Linked DNA regions of Mus musculus: regions 2, 3 and 4 are each linked to region 1. A link is a loop called in an ENCODE intact Hi-C map of the cell type or tissue named here. Cell type or tissue: left cerebral cortex. All regions are shown on one strand.

Evidence for each region. Hi-C counts contacts between places; a loop is a spot of excess contacts. Peaks named below come from ENCODE experiments on the same cell type or tissue, not always from the same donor. Only the 100,000 strongest peaks of a DNase experiment are listed, where the experiment ranks them.
Region 2: a loop joins it to region 1, with 10 times the contacts of the local background. A loop is called at or near these places in 3 of 42 quality-filtered maps.
Region 3: a loop joins it to region 1, with 4 times the contacts of the local background. A loop is called at or near these places in 2 of 42 quality-filtered maps.
Region 4: it touches region 1 in a loop (2.6-fold over the local background); 2 of 42 quality-filtered maps call a loop at or near these places.

The regions. Positions count from the first base shown.
Region 1 is chr11:113,881,698-113,884,197 of GRCm38, forward strand. All of the region lies in intron 5 of Sdk2 (sidekick cell adhesion molecule 2), which reads right to left. Among named protein-coding and RNA genes, the nearest start is that of Gm51930, 79 kb to the left of the region's middle. In left cerebral cortex, no CTCF peak of the experiment used is centred here; a DNase peak (open chromatin) is centred at 1,545.
Region 2 is chr11:113,946,329-113,948,828 of GRCm38, forward strand. All of the region lies in intron 1 of Sdk2 (sidekick cell adhesion molecule 2), which reads right to left. Among named protein-coding and RNA genes, the nearest start is that of Gm51929, 94 kb to the right of the region's middle. In left cerebral cortex, no CTCF peak of the experiment used is centred here; DNase peaks (open chromatin) are centred at 1,432 and 1,501.
Region 3 is chr11:114,635,579-114,638,078 of GRCm38, forward strand. No RefSeq gene overlaps it. Among named protein-coding and RNA genes, the nearest start is that of Gm31781, 11 kb to the left of the region's middle. In left cerebral cortex, a CTCF peak has its summit at 949 (motif pointing left); DNase peaks (open chromatin) are centred at 544, 942, 1,328 and 1,741; H3K4me3 peaks cover 471 bases.
Region 4 is chr11:114,067,535-114,070,034 of GRCm38, forward strand. No RefSeq gene overlaps it. Among named protein-coding and RNA genes, the nearest start is that of Sdk2, 1.8 kb to the left of the region's middle. In left cerebral cortex, a CTCF peak has its summit at 1,051; DNase peaks (open chromatin) are centred at 517 and 1,076.

The DNA.
Region 1 (2,500 bases):
GGTAGGCAAGACCTGGCACATGGGAGGGGCTGTTGTGTTGAGGTTTATTAGGCTCTCACAACCATGGCTAGGAAGGCAAATCAACAAGGTGGCTCTTGAGTGTACGGACCATGATGCTCCCTGTAGTACTAGGATGCTGTGGTGAGCAAAACATCAACAGTCAAGCTGTGACCCCCTAGGCAAGCCTAGACAGGGAGGGCTTCTTTCTGAGAACTGCTAGTTAGAAACAGGGCACAGACAGAGCTTTCCACATGGAAGCCAAGTTGGAACGAGCATTCTAAAACTACTTCTGTCAGATGAACATCAAGGGACAGTCCCCTCTGGGTTCCTCCTCCTAGCATGGCTTCAGACACTGTCATATAGTGGAGCGAGTGACTCACTAGGCCCCAGGAGCTGCAACTGAGCATCAAAGGGCCATTAGCTCTTTCCTGAAAAGTTCCGATGGAGGGACATCTGCTCATCCCCAGCCCAGGGATACCAGTTCTCCAGCCTGGGGGTATCCAGACCCCAAGGTCCAGACCACCCACCATGGCCCTCAAGCCACGCGCGTATGCCCACCAAGCTCCTGAAATGTGGCTTGTATCCATTTGACTTAATGAGATTTAATTTTAGCTAATTTACATTTAATTAAAAACGGATTCCCCAATCTAGTTATTAGACCACTTTTGAGTAGAAGTGGAACGACTTGGACGTAAGACTCTATACCTTTATGGCTGTAAATCTGATGAAATCTAAATACGGATCACGTATTTTAGATGAAGATTTAGCATTCAAATTGAGATGCGCTTCAAGTGTAAGACACGCAGAGATTTCAGACTTAGCACGCAGCAAAAAAAAAAAAAATCTGATGTAAAATATCCTGCTAATATATTCTATATTGATGGCATGCTAAAAGGATATTTTGGATACTTCGGGTTAAATAGAACACATTAATAAAATGAATTCTGCTTATTCCTTTTTTACCTCGTGAAGAATGAGGTAAGCTTCAACGTGGTGGTGCATGCCTGCAGTCCCAGCTCTTGAAAGGTGGAGGGAGGTGGGTAGGGAGTTCAAAGTTATCCCCAGCTACACAGGAAATTCAAGGGCTATGCGAGATTCCGTCTCAAAAAACCCAAAAAACCAAACCAGAAAAACAAAGACACATCCAAATGAATAAAACACCTAAATAATATAAATGAATACAAATGGGACCATTGGAAAATTTTAAGATGGTATGTGGGGCTCATGTTAATTCTGTATTATGTTTCCATGTAATAGTACAGGTCTGATCCCTCTGTGTGTGTGTGTGTGTGTGTGTGTGTGTGTGCGTCCATTAGACAGATGTGGACTTTCAGGGTTTTGATGCTAGGTACAATTTTGGGGTTGCCAGCTTGGTTCTTTCCTTCTCCGTTTCCAATGAGCAGGACTCCCCCAAGGGATGCTGAGAAGCTGCTGAGGTGGAGGGAGGGGGGAGTCTGGTGGGGAAAGGAGGGAGGGGAAGGAGGAGGAGGGTGTGGCTTCAAGCCATGTAGCAGGGAAACTGAGCTGCTGGTGGGCGAAGTGGCACTTGCTCTCACAAACTGGCTGGCAGGCGGGCTGGTGGTGGTGGGGCATGTCAGCGCAGTGGATCGTGGGAGGGAGATTAACTAAAAATCAGCTGCTGAGGGCGTAGGCACGGAGGAGACTGGCAGCTGGGTGGGTCTGGGTAAAGGTAGATGGGGGAGAGAGAGGGGCTCGGGTGGCCTCACTTGGGCTGGCTGGAAGGCTGGGGTGGCTTGAAGTTGAATAGGAAGTGACATCATGGGCTGCCTCGATTCCTAAGAGGAGGAGCTGCAGGCTGGAGGCCGAACACAGAGGAGGGCTCCCTGACCATGGATCTGGGGTAAACTGAGGCACTCAAGAAGATTCTCTCAATATAACTTGGACAACTCACTCTGTGAGTTTGTCTGCCATCTGCCAGTGTGTGTGTGTGTGTGTGTATGTGTATGTGTGTCTGTCCCTCTTTTCCTCTTTGTCTCTCTCTGGGATAGGATCTCATTATGTAGACAAGGACAGCCTGGTCTACATAGTGAGAGGTCCTCTTGCCTCTGCCTTCAGAGTCTCCAGTATGTCAGGCTACCTTCACACTTGCTACCTAGCCAAGGATGACCTTAAACTTCCGATCCTCCTGCCTCTGCCTCCTAAGTGCTGGGATGACATGCTTTTTGCCACTACATCCAGTTTTACGTGGTGCTGGGGATAGAAACCAGGACTTGTGTGTGATAGGCATTTAACCAACTGAGCTACACACCAAGTTTGACACTAACTCTTAAAAAAGATATCTGGGTCCCAAGAGACTCTGAGTAGTCTCATCGCCGAGAAATCACCCCGCTGGCTAACAAAATTCCTCACTCCTGTATATGCAGCCCTGGCTTAGATCAACGTCAGAGGTGACATCCGTGATATTCACTGGTTGGTATCCAGAGTGGATTCTCTTCCCTAGCTTCAGATTTCTTCCCAAGAAGATGGGACGCCAGCTTGG
Region 2 (2,500 bases), 65 kb after region 1:
ATTCCCGGCCCCGAGTGATTAAATCCCTTCCTTGGATGTGGGCTGACTCAGAGCCAGCATTAAGAGGAGGAGGAGGAGGAGGAGGAGGAGGAGGAGGAGGGGGAGGAGGAGGAGGGGGGAGGAGGAGGAAGAGGAGGAGGAGGAGGAGAGTGTGTTTGTACACACATTTGAGCACGCATGCTCTCTGCACCTAGACATCTAGCATCTGTGGGCTCCCTCACGAGCCACTTGCTCCAGGACTGAATTTACCAGCTCACTGCCCAGACCCCAGGAATGAACAACCTGGGCCAATGCCTTGCGCTCAGGTGGTTTGATTTCAGTGTCTGCTGGAGATAATGGCCTTGGGGGATGAAGGGGAAAAGATACTGTGCTTGCACACCTGCTGGGTACCAGGCCAGGTCTTGGTCCTCCCCATCCGTCCTCTCATGTTATCCTTCTGAGGTGACACAGAGGGACTGAGGCCCAGGCCACTGCTCTGAGGCCACCCTTGCTCTAGCTCTAGTGTTCCTTGTCCTCTGGATATGGGGATCCTGGGAGGGAAACCCCACCCAAAGGAAACACTGGGAAGTGCACCAGAAAGTAGGAGCTGGCTGGGAGCTGGGATGCGTTCCACCGGAGGACTGATGGCTGTGGGGGGTTAGTTGTGTTTGTGTGTGCAGATGTATGTACATGTGTGTAAACCAGTATGTGTATGTCTTTGTGTGTATCTGACATGTCTGGGCACATCTGTCTCCTCCATGTGTATCTGTACATGGACAACTATCTCAGGTCTGTGCTGTGAGTTCCCAGGAACGTAGAGACCATAGACTGTGGAGATTGTTTATCTTCTACACACCACTTTCTTTAGCTGTAAGCTGGGGGCATGTTTACCGTGAAGAGTAAATAAATGAGTGCAGGATGCTAATTAAATAAACAGATAAGCACACGCTTAGGAAGGGACAACCATTGCTTCTGTATATGGATGGGCACATCGTGTTGGAGAGAGACGCACACACTCTGTTAGCTGAGGCTGGTAGGTCTTCTCTGGTTTTGCTTTCAGATGAGGCGATACTCAGCCTGTGGGACTGTATGTCCACCACAGCCCCTCGAGTCAGTGAGAAGGGTAACCGTGCCCAGAGAGTTCTGGGTAAATAGAATCAACAGTATGAGCATGTCACTCTTCCAAATCTTTCCTCACTTTGAACCCTCTCCAGTTTTTATTAAAATATTTAAATTGACGATTACGAAGATGATCATATGCGTATGTGGGCGGGTGCTCCTGTGTCACAAGCATCGCGCCGTGGAGATGAGAGAAAGTCAGTTCTCTTCTTCCGCCGTGGGCTCAGGGATCAAACATCTCCCATCAGCCTCTCGAGACAAGAACTTTTACTCACTGATTTCACTTGGCCATCCGTCGGCTCCCTTTTTACAAAACGAGACAGACCGATTCTAAAGTGTATATAAAAACAGCCACAAAAACTAACAACTGGTCCTAGAGACAGGGCTCAACAGTTACGAAAGAGCACGTGCTGACTTTGCAGAGGACCCAAGTCTGGTTCTTGGCATTCATGTTAGCCAGTTCATAACTGTCTCTAACTCCGGCTCCAGGGGACCTGTGATGATCTGTATATGCTTGGCCCAGGGGATGGCACTATTTGGAGGTGTGGCCTTGTTGGAGTAGGTGTGTCACTGTGGGTGTGGGCTTTAAGATCCTACTCCTAGCTGCCTGGAGGTTAGTACTTTGCTATCAGCCTTCTGATGAAGATGTAGAACTCTCAGCCCCTCCTGTACCATGCCTGCCTGGATGCTGCCATGTTCCTGCCTTGATGATAAGGGACCGAACCTCTGAACCTGTAACTCGGCCCCAATTAAATGTTGTCCTTATAAGAGTTGCCTTGGTTATGGTATCTGTTCACAGCAGTAAAACCCTAACTAACACAGGACCTGATGCTTCTGGTCCTTGGGGTACCTGAGTTCACACACACACACACACACACACACACACACACCACTTAAAAAATAACATATTTTTTTAAAAATCTAAAACCAAGCCAAAACACAAAAGTCTGGACAATGGGAGAAAGACTACCCTAGCTATTAAAGTGTAAGCAGAACTGCACCCACTCAAACAGTGTGGTCTTTATGCTAAGTTTGATGAAAGGGTGGTCTCAGATTCTAGAAATAAACCCAAATACATAATAAGGACTTTCAACGTATGAGGAGTGCTGAATTCCAAATCAAGGCAGAGGTGAGGGGTGGGGAGGAGCAATTATTTAGCATACGGCTTTGGAACAGCCAGAGAGCCATGTGGGAATAAAATATAAAATTGAATATCCTTCCTCACACTTTACCTCAAAATAAATGCTGGAGAGATTGATGTTTTAAACATGAAAATGAAATTCTAAAAGAACTAGGCAGGGGGTGGGGTGGGGGAATGGATGAAATCACAAAAATTTAAAAATACACAATGCTGGTGGATTTAAGTTCCTGCCAAGTACTTTCTAAGTACCACGAGAGCTCC
Region 3 (2,500 bases), 750 kb after region 1:
CAAATATTTACTGAACAGTCTATTACATGCAAGAAACTATGTAAAATTCCTAGGGGGAGCCAGGGCCTGACCTAAATAAATCACAGTCTCTAATGACGGAACTTGAGACTCTGTGGGGAAGCAACCAGGGGAGGCAGCAGATAACCTCTCTTATCTCTGTGTAAAGCCTGAAGCTTGTGATCTCCGGCCACCGTACTGCAATAGGGGCCCGTAGCCGTCACCACCCTGAGTGGAGACATTTCTAGGACTGCCCTTGGGGGCTCAAGAGCCAATCCCTGCCTTACATTTGAAGATTCCTAACTCTTGCACTGAAGAGCCGGGAGGAAAGTAAGTGTTGGGGTGTGGGGTGGGGATTGGGCTCTGTTCCTCATCCTCTGATGAGTATACTGGGGGCCTCCATCATTCTTCTTACTCCAATGTCCCTCTTCTGCCTCCATCTCTACAACCTCCATTTGGTACATTTTCTGGGAGCCTCTGGAACACACAAAGCTCTACCAGGAGTGAAGCTTGGGGCACACGGAAGTGTTCCAGGGTGTCGATGTGGCCCATGCTGTGATGCTATGTGAGGTGGGTTCTCCCCAGCTTTTGGCTGTCTTTCTCCTCTCCCCTCCCTCCACATCTGACATTGTCTTTCCTTTCTCTCAGCCAGGAAGCAAAAAGGCTCCTAAAGCCTGATTGCCCAGCTCCACCCTCTCCTTGCTGACAATGTCACGTACACACACACACACACACACACACACACACACACAGTTGTCTGCAGTTGGACTGGATGGAGGTAATGTGGTTCTGAACTCCAGGGATCCTCAGACGACTCACTACATAAAATATACGGAAACTCTTAAATAGACAGTGGCATCCACACTCACCCCGCAGGCACTTACCACCAGTTAGAACTTCCCTTGCAAGAGGCCATCCCCAGCTCCGTCTGTTAAGAAACACTGACATCTAGTGGCTGAATGTGGGACCTGCAGCAACGACTTGCCTTCCAAGAATAGGGTCCGTGGCTGCAAGAGCTGACCCCTCCCATGCCTCAGGACTTTCTAAACAGCAAAGAAACCCCAGCCCCAGCCCCCACCTCATGCTTCTCTTTGATGTTTTCATCCCTCCCCCTTCTGAAAAGCCCCCAGGCTCCCCAAGTACTATGAGAGTCACGAACCCCTGTTAAAATGGTCACGTATGCCTGGTTCTTGCTAAATGTATCCCAGAAGCTTACCGTTGAAAAGAGAGATGTCATAAATGAAACAGGCCGTGGATAATCCACAAAGTGAGTCATTAGGTGCTGAGTTTAAGCCCATGTGCCAGAAGCCACGCAGCGCTTCCAGCTCAGCACCACCGAGGGGGCGGGGGGGGGGGGGGAAGCAGACAGTAAAGTGAGCAAGGCTGTTTTCCCCACCAGCTGCCAATCATCCATCTGACAGCCTTGCAGGCATGTGGACCACAGCTGCTTACTCAGCGCTCCAGGTGCCAGGCAAAGCACTGGGCAATCAACAGTGTACAGTGCGTGTGCGTGTGTGTGTGTGTGCGTGTGCGTGTGTGTGTGCGTGTGCGTGTGCGTGTGCGTGTGCGTGTGTGTGTGCGTGCGCGCGCGCACGCGCGTGTACGTGTGTGTGCGTGCTCGTGTGTATGTGTGTACGTGTGTGCCTGTGTATCTGTGTGCTGGGGAAGGCTGCACAAAAGGAAGGATGTGCACAGCGTGAGTCACTGGCAGACATAAGCAAGTGAACCATAAAATAATCTAAATTCATTTATTCAACAAATGCTTCCAAGCACCTGCTGTGTAAGCGTGAGGAGCTGCCTCCCTCGCTGCATTGGGCTTCCTTCCACCCTCCCGCCCAGCATCTCCGGAGCAAAGTCCACCTCTTGAGCCTCCTTGCCTCCAACTGACCTACATTACCTCAATATTGTCTTTTCTCTACACAGCCCTACAACCCTGGGACCCAGCACACAGGAGGGGCCTGGTGTGTGCTTATTGGAGACATTAATCTAGTACAGTACCTACCCAGAGTGGAAACTCTTCGAAGAATGTTCCCCATGGCTGGACACCCCAGCCCTCCTCATACACGCCCACTGATGGGCGCTCATCATTCCCTAGATGGTTAGCCAGACCTGGCCTCTGAGGCAAGAAACACAAGCACACGTTGGATTTCCCTTCATGGCTCTTCAGGTTCCCCGCCCCCTCCCATCCTTCTGCTCCTATCTGCCCACTGCAATGACCACAGATGACCTCTTCCTACACCCCAACTACCAGCTTGCTTTCTTGTTAATTTTGGTTTTGGTTTCGTTCGGTTTCAAGTCAAGGTCTCTCACCATATAGCCTTGGCTGTCCTGGAACTCACTATGTAAACTAGGCTGGCCTTGAACTCACAGAGATCTCCCTGCCTCTGTGCTGGAATTAAAGGCATGCACCACTACATCCAGCCCCAGTTTCTTTCTTGAGGCAGTAGGGGAGGTGGCCACAGACCCTACAGCGAGACCCTACAGCAAGATCCCTCAAGGCTCT
Region 4 (2,500 bases), 190 kb after region 1:
GAAGGCTGAGAAAGTGAAGTTGGTGCCAAACTCGTGCGTTCTTTGTTTCTTCTTCTTCTTCTGAGCTCCCCCTTTAAAGGCACATTAGCAGCAGAGACACAAAGGAGAGAGCCAGAGGGGTCCTCCCTCGTGGCCCAGGGAAGGGAGCAGAATGTACCTTCTAGTGTGGGAAGGCCAGGAGCTGGAAGACCCCTTTAACAGTTGTACTTACAGGCAACAGACGCCTCTACCTCCGTGGGCTCTTTTCTCTATTAAAAATATTAAAAGTAATATTTTGCGGCTGTGTTGGCGTAAAAACAAATATATTACTACATATTAAAACATTTTCTTTCATTTAAAAGTTCATTTAATTTTTCCCCTGATTTTAAAAGAAATTAAAACAGTTCCGTGGGTTTCCTAAAAGACGGTGTAGTCCCTGGCACTGAGCCTGCTGGGAAAAAAAATCAGTCTTGCAAGGTTGGTATTTCGGCTGGAAAAGGAAGGGTTGAGGCCCGTCACCTTTGCCAGCTTTTCTCTTCATGCCTCCAGGGCCCAGGTCTTCGGAGACACACCCCTGTGGTCTTCCAGTTCTGGTCATTGCCCTTCAGGCATCTCACTGACTTCGAGAGCTCTGCCTCATCTTCTCCAGTCCCCAAGCCTCTTCTCATCGCTATGGACGCAGGCACTGAACACCTCTCATCGCTCTACTGTTCTCTCCTCACCTGCCTTGGAAGAACAGCTTTGAGCATTTAGTGGAAATAGACGAAAAACCTAGCCTGCCTGTCTTCAGCTTTACATTCGTCCACTTCAAACCCTGCTTTTGTCTTTCTCCCTGGCAGTCTGAACCTAGTCCGGGCCTAGGGCTTGTTATCCGACTGAGTTTTTGACTGAGGAGTGGCTTTGGGGATAAGCAGCCTAGATCTCTCCCCCTTAGGTGGCCACGCCCCTCCCATCTCTGAGAAACCCAGATTCTGCCTCTCTACCCCCAAGCCCCAGACTCTGAACTACACGCTTGAGAGCTCAGGCCCTGCCCATCCCATCAGAAACAGCTGTTCTTTAGGGTGTTGTTACAGGGCTTGCTCACAGAGGGGGCCTGAGAGTCAGTTTTGCAGCAATTGCTTCTTAGCCAGCAATCGGAGCAGAGACACTGTCTGTGCCCTTGGGCTGGAGTTCGTGTGGGTACCAACGTCTGAAACCTTGGTGGATTTCTCCATTTGGGTCCAGTGCCCAGACTTGTAACTGCAAGAGTCTGAGCTAGCTGCTGCTCAGGTTCCAAATAGCATTTGTGCTCATCCTAAGAGCAGACCTTCTGAACAGGCAAGTGTGTCCTTACAAATCTAGACGCTTTATCCCCGGGATAGGATGAAGAAAGGGAGGGTGCTCTCCTGTCTTTGTGGGCTGTCTTCCATGCTCATGTGGTTAAGGGGAGTCCTTATCCCCGAAGCTCTCATCCAGCCTGCCTCCATCCATCTGGAAAAGAGAGAGCATGGCGGGTAGGGCGGGGAATCAGCCTATGCAACCACAGAAAGGTAGTTTTCTTTTTATCCCTCTGAGAGGAACTTGTTTCTGGAAAAGCCACTTGCAGACACCATTCCCCTGTTTTTGGTGCCCCTAGAATAGTTAGAAGGTCACAGGAGGGCTAGGAAGCGAGCTCAGTGGATAAATCATTGGAGCTCCTGAGTCTTATACGCTCCCTGAGAACCCGCCTCACAGAAAGCCAGACTGGTGGTGCTCATGTGAAATCCCTGTGCTAGGGAGGCAAAGACAGGTGGATTCCTGGTGGTGTCTGACCTGCCAGTCTAACCAACTTGGTCAATGAGAGAGCTTTTCTTAAAAAGCAAGGTGGACAGCACCTGCGGGTAGACAGCTGAGGTTGCCCTGTGGCCGTCACTCAAATGTAAACACACGTGAACCTTCACATTAGAAACACACACACACACACACACACACACATACATACACACACACACACACACACACAGAGAGAGATATGCAGAAGGTGAAGCTACTGTGGGTACCCCACCAGGAGGGTCTGTGTGCCTTTTTCAGGCTCTGCACCCCACTCTGCTCCCAATGCCACCCCCACCCTTTCGCTTGGACTTACAGATACAGGATACAGCTCTCCTGCAATGCTCTGGGGACAGGCTGGGTCTCCTCCTTTATTTAGATCCCATCTCCCTCCACCATTAGGATTAGTCCTTAGGCAAGACTTTTCTCCCTGTGTTTGCCTCTGAACCTAGACCGATGCAGACAGCAGCAGCAGAATTCACTTCAAAAGAGAAGGAAGTCCTGGCTGCTCCAGAACACCCCCCCCCCCAGCAGGTAAGTGGGTAAAATGGTACCTCTCCTAAGAAAACGCCCACGGCACACAAGGACCACCTCTCCATGGTTAGCGAATGGGTGTTATTTGCCGGGGAAACTTTATCACAGAGGGGACGCATCACTACTGTGTCCAGGAGGAAGACAATGGCTGGAGTAGGTAATGGGGGGCCTGTTTGCTATCACAGAAGATTACCCCCTT